Regions from separate parts of the Homo sapiens genome. Here region 2 is linked to region 1. Evidence: read pairs that join two places in POLR2A ChIA-PET (ENCODE). Cell type or tissue: A673. All regions are shown on one strand. Each heading gives the region's core, and the rest is flanking DNA. Links, peaks and the distances in the headings are about the cores only.

Region 1 (6,833 bases), core at 867-5,866:
GGATTTGGCCAAATCCAAATTGCTATTACCAGCTTGCATTTCAGGAGACAGCTGAAAATTGAGGGATGTAAATACTGCTCTGATTAATCAGATTGCAAAACATTTAATACAAAAATTGCTCAGAGTTATTTCTAATCAACTCATTAAATAACTTCTGTTATTTAAAGGGTAACTTTATCAATTACAAATTCATCATTTATGATCATCAAAATCATAAAATCAATCCCTGCATTAATCCAGTTAGTAGTTACTTACATTTTGCTGAAACAAAAACTGAGCTGTGTTGGTTACAACTGTCTGTGACTTGCCCATGTGATTACCAGGCTAATTTGTCATTCTATGGGTTTTAAATTCTAAGGGTTTTAAATCAAGAGATTAGCCTGACATTATAATGGATATTTAGTATATATCTTTTGAGTTGTAGTAATTGAATATGCTCAAAAGTCAGTTATAAAACTCATTACTACTACTGAATGCATTCAAATTTCAACAATACTGAGTTTTTTACTTGCTTTATATCTAAATTTGGTACTAATTAACTAGGTAAAGAAGTGGGAAGGACTAGCAAGTGTAAGTCTCTGCAGTTTTTTTTTTTTTAATTTGGCAAACAGTTACTAAATGCCTGTTTTGTGATAGTTGCTGAGTGTTGGGATGAGTTAAGATCTAGTCCCTGGCTTCTAGAAACTCACAGATTTTATTATATATTTTTTATTATTAACTGATAAACTTTTCTTATTCTATGATGAAATAATACTTCCAGGTATTGCTCAGTTCTTTCCGTAATTCAAACATCTAAAAATTCAACATCTGAAAGTAATGTAAATTAGTTATGTCTGAAATTTTAGGTCAAAACGAAAGGGAGGCAAGATAAATAAGATTTCCCCCCCCCCCCCATTTAGCAATCTCCAGTTACTTCTTTAGCTTTATGAATGGAAGTTGATGAATTAGGAATTAGTGTAACATTCCTGCATAAATGCATTGTATACTCTGTAAAACCTGCTGTGAAAAAAAAAGTTGATTAAGAATGCAGGAATCTGGTTAATTTGCCCTCACAGCAGGCAGTGTAGGTAAAACTTTTCCTTGCTGGGTGACCACAACTTGTTTAGAAGAGGTTACTTAGGTATTTTTTTCAGAAAGTAAGAGCTCTTGAACAATGTGGAAATCTAGTATTTTAGGTTTGGTTAAACTGTTTTTCATGAGTTGTTATTAAAAGTGGAATGATTTGTACACATATTTTAAAGTCATAGTGATTTTCTACAGGTGAGTAAAAACAAACCTCCCTTAATCCTTTTTTTTTTTTTTAATTTTATTCCTTATACTACTCCCAGATGTGAACGCTTCCTGATTTGGGGGTTGGGGGACACTATTTCTGCTTTCTGCTCTATAAATCTGTTGTCCTTATAGAATATTCCCATTCTAGTGCAGATTTTAAGGATGTGATTTCAAGAAAATAAATGAAAATAAATTACTAGAGTTGATATTATTCAAATCTATTTTTAAGAACATGCTTTACAGGAAATATTTGATACAGGATATTTGCTCCTCATTAGACTGCAAAATGCTTTATTTACATAATATATTCTGGCATAACCATTGGAATAGTTTTAGAATTATTGTGAAACTTTTTAAATTTTATTTGTCTTTCTACTTAACTCTAATGCAGGATACTTTGGCAGCAATCTCAGAAGTTCTTTATGTTGATTTGCTAGAAGGGGATACAGAATGCCATGCTAGATTTAAAACTCCTGAGGATGCTCAAGCAGTAATAAATGCCTATACAGAAATTAACAAGAAACACTGCTGGAAACTCGAGATCCTTTCTGGTAAAACTTCATAGACGTTTCCTTTTTTTTTTGTTATCATCCTTATTGTGAGTAATATATTTTCTGAGTTTGGCTAATGAAACTAGTTTTTTTTTTTTGGTCTTGCTCTGTCGCTCAGGCTGGAGTACAGTGGTGTGATCTCAGCTCACCGCATCCTCCACCTCCCAGTTTCAAGCAATTCTCCTGCCTCAGCCTCCAGAGTAGCTGGGATTACAGGCGTGTGTTACCACGCCCGGCTAATTTTTATATTTTTATTTTATTTTTTGAGACAGAGTTTCGCTCTTGTTGCCCAGGCTGGAGTGCTGTGGTGCGATCTCGGCTCACTGCAACCTCTGCCTCCCGGGTTGAAGTGATTCTCCTGCCTCAGCCTCCCAGGTTAGCTGGGATTACAGGCATGTGCCACCATGCCCCGCTATTTTGCATTTTTAATAGAGACGGGGTTTCTCCATGTTGGTCAGGCTGGTCTTGTCTCGAACCCCGGACCTCAGGTGATCTGCCTGCCTTGGCCCCCCAAAGTGCTGGGATTACAGACATGAGCCACTGCACCAGGCAATTTTTATATTTTTAGTAGAGAAGGGGCTTTGCCTTGTTGGCCAGGCTGACCTCTGGTGATCCTCCCTCCTCGCCCTCCCAAAGTGCTGGGATTAGAGGTTTGAGCCACCGCACCTGGCAAAACTAACTATTTTTTTTCTATTCTGTAATATGTGTAAAGTAGCATTAAATATAATCAAAAACTGTCCTAGTTACTATTATTGAGAATGTAATGCCTTGAATATGGTTTTTCAGATATGTTCTTCTTTTCATCCATCAGAGTCTTTGTTTGTTTTTAAGGTGATCACGAACAAAGGTATTGGCAGAAGATTTTGGTTGATAGACAGGCAAAACTTAATCAGCCTCGGGAAAAGAAAAGAGGCACTGAAAAGGTAATTGATTCATTTTTGTTTTTTTAGACTAAACTTTCCTTGAACGTTTAATGCCAAAGTCAGTACTAGGTAGTCATAAAATGATCGTAGTTTTGCTATTACCTAACAAAAATTTACTGAGTATATACTATGTTTTAGGTTGGGAGGGAAAAGTCATTTCTCTAGATTTCAAAATGTATGAAATTGAATTATTTTTCTCACAAGGATACATAATTTTAATTTAGATTTTTTCTTTTTAACCAGTGATATACTTTAACAGTCTTGATATCTGGCTGCTATGTCTTGTAGTTTGGTGATAAATGATTATAGAAAGATTATCTTCATGGTAAAAACACAATGTATTCAGAATGTAGTTTATAAAGATAGGAGGCTCCATAGATAAGATGGAGAGACTTTATGCATAGTGTTTCCTATAGCAACGATAAGCTTTATTCCTCTTTCTCTAAGATAGTAGGTAATACAAACAAGCTTAAATAATTTAAAGCAAGCCCCTCTTTCAGTAATTTTATTTTTCTGTCACTTAAAATGATACTGGTCTGATCAGTAGTGGAATCACACCTGGGAATAGCCACTGCTTTCCAGCTTAGGCAACATAGCAAGACCCTGTCTCTTAAAGTTTTAAAACAAATTATTATACATGTAAAGGTTAGTACATTTTAAAAGTGCCTGGAACAAAGTAGGGTACATAATACCTAATATTAACTACAGTCATCAAAATTTAGAAATGCATATTATAAAAGTGTAAGAAAAATGAAAAAGATGAACTTCCTTTTTTGTTAGGTGAGCAAGTTAAAAGTCCTATTTCCTGTAATCTAAGCTTGTTGATTTGGGGTCATATTTATACAAAAAAAAAAAAAAACTAACTTAAAAAGCAAGTGTTTTTCATCAACCTTCTTCTACCATTGCCCAGAATTTATCGTGATTTGTGGGGAGGTGTGAATTTTGTTTCCTTGAAAGGAGACTGAACTTGCTGTGGTGGGGAAGCCTCCTGTGCTTCCCAAGGATTCTTTCAGGGATATGAGGTGTTAATTTCAAAGCCAGTTTGAGATTATTCAAATGTTAAAATCACTAATCCAGAACTGGTAACTGAAGTGAAGTCACTTTGTTAAATAATACCCTTCTAATTGGTGTGAAATTTCATTTAGATTTTATATATTTTTAAAACTAGGAATAAACCTTTTATTTTTCATTTTAAAAATTTAGAGCTCATCTTTGACTAGGAAGTTCTTAAATTGAGTTGGAACACAACTCAGTTATGACGTCAGGATTGTCGTTAACGCAATTTGTTAAGTAGCTATGGAAGTAGCCAGTTGACTCTTGTCGTGAAATGAAACGGAGGTTAACACAGAAAGTAAGTGCTGTGCAAAGCTTGTTGGAAAAAAGGAGTAGACCATAATTAGTTTAGCCAACTTGTTTGCTAGTTAATTCAGCTAATGATTTTTGAGTGCCTTGTGTTAGGCACCATTCTTGGAACCTGGGGTAAAGCCATGAATCACAAAGTCCCCTACTTTCATGAAGCTAACAGATAAACAATATAGTTTAGGTGATGACCAGTGCTAGACAGAAAAATAAAGTGTATTGCAGGAGAGCATTGTAACAGCTGAGGTTGTCTGGAAAACTCTCTGCAAAGGTTATGTTACAGCCAAGACCCATAAGGAAGTGAGCGAGTAAGCCCCAGTAAAGTTTAGAAGTATAGCTTTTCAGGCAGAAGCAAAGAAAATGCAGAGACCGGAAGGGAAGACTGTCAGGGACTAGAAGACCAGTGTAGTTGGAGTACTAGGAGCATCTTAGTAAGTAATGGAAATTGCTTAGAAAAAAAACTAGTAGAACATCAGTGAATCTGCCAAAAGGTTACATAAATACCTTACTGACCTGACAGCCCAATATTTCTACAATAGTGTTGTATTTGGCCCATAATTGAGTAAAAGTAAAAAAATTCTGGCTCTTAATATTCACATTATGGGGCCAGGCACGGTGGCTCATGCCTATAATCCCAGCACTTTAGGAGGCTGAGGCTGGTGGATCACTTGAGGTCAGGAGTTGGAGACCAGCCCGGCCAACATATTGAAACCCTGTCTACTAAAAATACAAAAATTAGCCAGCTGGCACGCACATGTAATCCCAGCTACTGGGGAGGCTGAGGCAAGAGAATTGCCTGAACCTAGGAAGTGGAGGTTGCAGTGAGCCAAGATGGCGCCACTGCACCACAGCCTGGGCAACAGAGCAAGACTCTGTCTCAAAAAAACGAAACTAAAATAATATATTAAACACAAGTAAATTAAATTAGTGATGTATCACAAAAGATCAAGAAGATGAAGGAAAGGTCTGCCAAAAGGGATGTCTCCTATTCATTTTGCTAGCCTAAATCTTTGTAGTATGCCCTATGATTTTGAACACATTGGTAAAAATAGATAACAGCTACTAGAGACAGAATGAAGCTTATTTCTCTTTGGCTTTTAAAACATTTGAATTCTTTTCTGTAAAAATTACTGATACTCAGCAGGTAAAGGCAGAATTTATAAAATTTGTGAACAGCAGCATGGGTATGATAGAGTTCTAAACATCTTTGGATTTTAATTCACCTCAATGATGAATAATAGGCTTTTAGTTTAATCTAAAAGTGAATTCCTTCCAATTGCCATATGGTACCAAACACTTTAAAACTATTTAAATGAATACTCATTAGAATCTATATTTTTTAGAGAAAAAGATTTGCATTTACTCCAAAGTTTAATATTTTAACTTTTTTTTCTCAAGGAAGCTTTTGGAATATTTTAGACATTTTAAACAGTTTTCTTTTTTATTCTGTGTAATTTCATTTGCCTTCCTTAAAAATATTCAACAATTTATGTAAGGGTGTAAGAAATAGGAAATAGTAAATAGCCTTAATAACAGATTTGATTTGTAATTGATTTGACCTGAGCATAATTATCTCATTTGTCATCTTCTCGCTGTTTTTAAAAAATTTCCATTTAAGCTGATAGCTGTGAAATTTTTTCTAGTCATAGTTTTGTGTGTGTGTGTGTGTGTGTGTGTGTGTGTTTTGAGTATCCAATACATTTTAATTTTTGATTTATTTCTCTTTAGTTAATCACCAAAGCTGAAAAGATTAGACTGGCAAAGACTCAACAAGCGAGTAAACATATAAGATTTTCTGAATATGATTGAAAAAAAAAACAGTTCACCTCTTAATACTTCACAAGATACTTGAGCTGTTCTTGGGAGATTCACTTTTATTATGGTAGCACTGCATAATTAATGTGTTTTTAATTAAAAGAAATATCTTTGTTCCTCAACTTGTAAATAAGACTTTTTTCTAGAGACAAATATGATGTATACCACAATTTTTCTTAAACATTTTATTTGTTGAAATTATCTTAGATGTCAGTGTCAGGTGATTTAGTAAATAAATGTGTTTTGAACATTATTTGGAAATGTGTTGATTTTGTTTTTATACTGTAAAAACAAAACATAATTGCAAAAATACTACATGAATATATATAAAGTTTAGAGAAATGTTTAACACTAAACTCTCACTGTACTTAGTTTGTAACTTGCAATACCTTCAATACCTTTTCATGTTGATTTATACAGACATGTTTAATAGTTCATTCTATTCATTCCACTTTGCCTATCTGAGCTTCCATTGAACAATAGACCATAGGGATTGGTTCTAATTAAAATGTTAAATTTTTAAAAGAATTGAGTTTCTTCATAAATCAAGTTAAATGTTTTGTTTTGGTTAGACAAAATAAAATGTATTAGGTGCTATTAGCACAAGAAGGAAAAAATAGAGGAATCAACCTTAGGCAGAACTGAGCTCTGTTATTTTATTCAGGAAAATCATGGGAGTGAAGCATTTAAAGCCTTCCCAGAATTGAACTTAACTGGGTCCATACAGGACTGTCATCTTAATCTCTTATCAAAATCTCAAGGAAGTACTCTGGACAGCCATGGAGTTAATTTCATTGGGCTACAAACCAAATCCTGAATCTGTCAGCTTTATCCAAAATTGAGGGTCTTATTTGGCCACCCCCTTCCATGGATTGTGGAGAGGCTACAATCAGGATCTGTTCACTTCTATAAG
Region 2 (5,000 bases), core at 1-5,000, 92 kb after region 1:
AGTTTTGGCACAAATTTGTATTCCCACTTACAGAATATGAGAGTACCTGCTTTAGCAAATACTTGCCAACATTAAGCTTTTTCTCTCATTTTTGTCTTTCCCAATATAATCGTCAAAAAGCATTTCAGTGGATTAACATGTATGTCTTCATCTGTCATCAGGTTAAACATATTTTTGTAAGTTTATTAACCATTTATATTTCCTTATTTGTGAATGTCTGTTGACAGTCTTTGTCATTTTCTATTGGTGTTTTGCTCTATTGATTTGTAAGCCCTTTTTCTCTATATGTCATATGTGATCAAGTAGTTTTTTCTCAGTTGGACTGTAATCCTTTGAATTCATTTATCATATGTTTTCTTTATTATTTGTAAGCAGACAGTCAATTTATCAGCCTTTTTCTTCCTTCATTGGTTACTTCTTCCTTGACTAATTCTAAAAGAAAAGTATTACATACATTCACCTATTATATAGGTCACAACACAAACACATCACATAAACACATCAAACATAAATTCCGACATAAAAACTATCATTCTTTTTTAAATCTATTTTTATTTTCTTACTTTTTAATTTTTGTGGGCACATAGTAGGTGTATATATTTATGGAGTATATGAGATACTTTGATATAGGCATGCAATGCGTAATAATCACATCAAGGTAAATGGGGTATCCATCACCTCCAGCATTTATCCTTCTTTTATGTTACAAACAATCCAATTATGCTCTTTTAGTTATTTTTAAATGTACAATAATTTATTGTTGTCTGTAGTCACCCTGTTGTGCTATCAAGTACTAGATCTTTTTTTTTTTTTTTTTTTGAGACAGAGTTTCGCTCCTGTTGCCCAGGCTGGAGTGCAATGGCACGACCTCGGCTCACTGCAACCTCCACCTCCTAGGTTCAAGTGATTCTCCTGCCTCAGCCTCCCAAGTAGCTGGGACTATAGGCACCCACCACCATGCCTGGCTAATTTTTGATTTTTAGTAGAGATGGGGTTTCTCCATCTTGGTCAGGCTGGTCTCGAACTCCTGACCTCCGGTGATCCACCTGCCCTGGCCTCCCAAAGTGTTGGGATTACAGGTGTGAGCCACTGCGCCCGGCCCCAATTACTAGATCTTATTCATTCTATCTAAATATATGTTTGTATCCATTAACCATCCCCACATCTCTCCCCCTTCCCCACTGGCTGCCCTTCCTGGTCTCTGATAACCATTTTTCATTCTATTTCCATGAATTCAGTTGTTTTAAATCATTCTTGTTGTTGTTATTGTTGTTTTTTTTCAATAATCCTGTCCTCTCACTCACCTACCATCCCCTTCTATCAGCCCTTTAAAGGAATCCACTATATTTTCAATTCTATAGTGACTCTTAAAGAGATTTTGGAAGTTCTTAGACAGGATTACATATATTTAGGATGACAATTAAATTAGCAAGTATGGCCAGCTTTTATTGATCATCAAAATGTACAAGAACTAAAACAATTGAAAAATTATATTAATCTTGAGTAATTTTCTAAATATATTTAAAGAGAACACTATATATGTTTAATTTCTATTAAAACTGCTTTCTTAGTGCTTACATATGATACAAACAAAAAAAAGTTCAAATGTTGTTTGGATTGTGGTGGTAGAGTTATCTTGGGGGTTAGAAAATCCCTAACCCAGGTACTCAGGAGGCTCAGGCAGGAGAATCGCTTGAACACGGGAGGTGGAGGTTGCAGTGAGCTGAGATTGCACTACTGCACTCCAGCTTGGGCAACCGAGTGAGATGCTGTCTCAAAAAAAAAAAAAAAAGAGAAAAAGAAAATGCCTTTTTGAATACAGACCTCCTCCTAACATGCATAATTTTCTGGATAAAGGAAGCTGTCATTATTTTCTTGAAGTGATACAGATGATGTGCTCCTTAGCTTATCACATGTTTTAGTGTTAAATAAAATTTGGTTTCATCTGCAGATTTGTAAAATAGAAACAAACAGTTAACACATTAATCTAAAGGAATGTCTTCATTTTAATAACTTCAAAATAGTTTTGAATTATGTATTAACTTACATTTTAATCATGCATAATAGGAAAGCTGGATGAAGCTTATTAAAATTATTCCTTGACATATTCAATGATAAAAAAGACATGCTTTTGTGATTTTTCTGCAAATACTTCAAATATATTCAAATATCCAATTTTAAGCAGTAGAACTAAGGCTGTATAACTGTGGTCACGCATTTACGAAATCCCTAAAACAAATTTCAATTTCTATTATATTATTTCAGGAATTAAGCACAGTTAACAATGGTATCAGACTCACAGCAGATGACATTACCTTTGCAGTTTTCTAAAAAAGAAGGGAGCAACACCAACCTTATCTCTTAAGGTTGAGGAATTCCTAACAGCATAAGTCATAATGAAGAGTATCAACATCCTGAGGTGACACATTCTTTAGCCAAAACTCTGTGGGGATTTTCAAAGTGGGAAATTCTTTTGTGTCTTTGAAACCAGGCAAATCAAAGGAATTTATTTTAATCTGGCTTAAGTCCAGGCCAGTGAGTGGCACTAATAAGGAACAAACACATTAGCACCAAAAGGAAATGATCATTAGAAAAGAAATCTTAATCTGTCCATAGCCCACAGGCTGAGATCTCCAAAGCCTTGTCACGGGACTTTAAATGTAAAAATCACATTCAAATGTGTAAAATGATAATGTACAAGAATATTTACATGTGAAAATTGGTGGTTTATGTGCATAATTGGTTAGCTGAATACCTTTTTGTTGGGAGTAGGGGGTGGAGTTCTCCTAGGAACTCTTGAGCTTGTGAAAGAAAAAGGAAGAGAAAAGTTTTATGTGAAAGCACTACATTTAAGAGTGGATTCATTTTTCAAATTGAAAGTTAAATATTAAGTTCTGAGAATTAAGTAAATTGGTTCTGATCTGATTTATTTTAATGGTGGTTCTCTAATTTCTGGTTTTACTTTCTGGAACATCAAGAATATTGAGAATTAAAAGAAGGTGGGAAAGGGTGACAGGACAGGAGTAACAGAAGACATTAAATACCAGACTTTAACCCTCCAGTCTCCTAGGGTTGGAAAGGAGAAATATTGTGAGATAAAAGTGAGAAGTTGGTAAGGATTTCTGAATATGTGATAACTGCTGGGGTTATCAAAATAGTCCTAGCAAAATGGGTTTATAGTTTTCTATTCTAGAGAGTTCCTTGAAATGTCATCAGATGTATATTTACTAATTTTTTCCATTGATAAAAGGATTTGGCTATCATCCTAGATTATAATGTGTTCTACATTAGCTATTGAGATGTAGTAAAAGCTGTTTTCATACATTTTTTGTAAGGCATCCTCCAAGTGATTCAATATCTGCAGTGCATCAGGAAAATGTGGTGATTAATATTGTATGATGTAGAACACGAAGAGCTCTTCTTTCAAGGAGCTACCTTAGGCAAAAAACAAAGTTTTAAAATCTGGAACTGAACACCACCAAATGTGCCTATACAGACAAACATGCTTACCATGTAATAATGGTTATACAGCAAATTAAAGTGGTTATTGTGGGTTTTATAGAGTAAATATGGCACAAATGAAAAATCAAATTCAGGGTCCTCAAGCAGTGGTAGATGTAATTCAGTCTTGTTAGACTTGAGCCTGCTATGGAAATGTAGAGAACATCCTCATAACAAGCCTAATGGAACATATTTCTTTTAGGAATGTGAGTGACCTGGTGTCCTTAATTCCTGGAGAGGCATAGCTTAATGACATATTATTTTCACCTTTACCTGATTTTTTTCTAGCATGCTTTATGTTTATCTTATGTTAACCTATAAGGCTATGCTAATTTTATGCACAGACAGCACATTCCTGTTTGACCTTATTTCCCTTCCTCTAACTCCTGCAGCTGTTGGGCCTAAAGTTCCTCACAGTGTAATTTTGTGCTGGATGTGGTCTGAGGATGGATGAATCCAAGATACTCAAATACATATTTTATGGTCCCCTGAGGCAAGGCAATTGAAAACCACTTGATTGGAGGACATTTTGAAACACACCCATGCTTTTAAAATGCTTTGAATTATTGGAAACAAGAATTGCAGATATTCAACTTAGTAAACAGCAGCTGGAGGTAGAGATTGTCCTTTAAAATAAAGTCAGTGGACGGACCTATGATTTTATTTATTTATTTATTTATTTTGTAGATGGAGTTTCGCTCTTGTCACCCAGGCTGGAGTGCAATGGCGCAATCTCAGCTAACTGCAACCTCTGCCTTCCGGGTTCAAGCCATTCTCGGGCCTCGGCCTCCTGAGTAGCTGGGATTACAGGCGTGTGCCACCACGCCCATCTGATTTTTTTATTATTAGTAGAGACAGGGTTTGGCCATGTTAGCCAGGCTAGTCTCGAACTGCTGACCTCAGGTGATCCACCCGCCTCGGCCTCCCACAGTGCTGGGATTACAGGCGTGAGCCACCGCGCCTGGCCTGACCTATGATTTTAAGTCATCTTTGATCAAGCATGCATCCTTCTATGCTACCTGTACATTGAGCAGTTATCACCATTTGTAATGTTACCAGTGATATCATTGGTAAAGTATGGGAGGAAAAGCCTGAGTCTCAAGAGTAACGTGCATGTAGGGGTTTCAAGTCTCTGGTGGGAAAAAATGTTTTGAATGACTTTGTACTCAGGCATAAAAATAGATCCATAGATATTAATGGCAATCACTTGTTTATGGACCCAACTTTGGAATTTTGGGAGGAAAGTTATATTCAGAAAATGTATGGAAACTCATGAGCTCTTTACTCCAGACTTTTTCAGAGTCAGCAGTCACCAACCCTGGAGGGCTTATGAGAGAGATGGTCTCCTACTGAATAGTTACTGGATTGAGAACAGTCACAGCAGTGTTTCCTAGGATTGTACCATGATGTTTGTGGAAAGTGATAGATAATAATGAAGCAAATTTTAGACACTGAGATTTATCATAGAACATAACAGTTGCTAAATTTTGGGATTATCT

Evidence for each region. ChIA-PET counts read pairs that join two places held together with the same protein. Peaks named below come from ENCODE experiments on the same cell type or tissue, not always from the same donor. Only the 100,000 strongest peaks of a DNase experiment are listed, where the experiment ranks them.
Region 2: POLR2A ChIA-PET joins it to region 1 with 5 read pairs; 4 of 35 experiments call an interaction of 5 or more read pairs at or near these places.

Annotation. Positions count from the first base shown.
Region 1 is chr4:112,651,414-112,658,246 of GRCh38, forward strand. It overlaps LARP7 (La ribonucleoprotein 7, transcriptional regulator), which reads left to right. Exons shown (of 13, transcript NM_016648.4): 11 at 1,664-1,823; 12 at 2,655-2,746; 13 at 5,834-6,173. The coding sequence ends at 5,914. Among named protein-coding and RNA genes, the nearest start is that of MIR302CHG, 4.8 kb to the left of the region's middle. In A673, for the core only: no CTCF peak of the experiment used is centred there; no DNase peak of the experiment used is centred there.
Region 2 is chr4:112,744,732-112,749,731 of GRCh38, forward strand. It overlaps a transcript of ANK2 not described here. Among named protein-coding and RNA genes, the nearest start is that of MIR302CHG, 97 kb to the left of the region's middle. In A673, for the core only: no CTCF peak of the experiment used is centred there; a DNase peak (open chromatin) is centred at 2,510.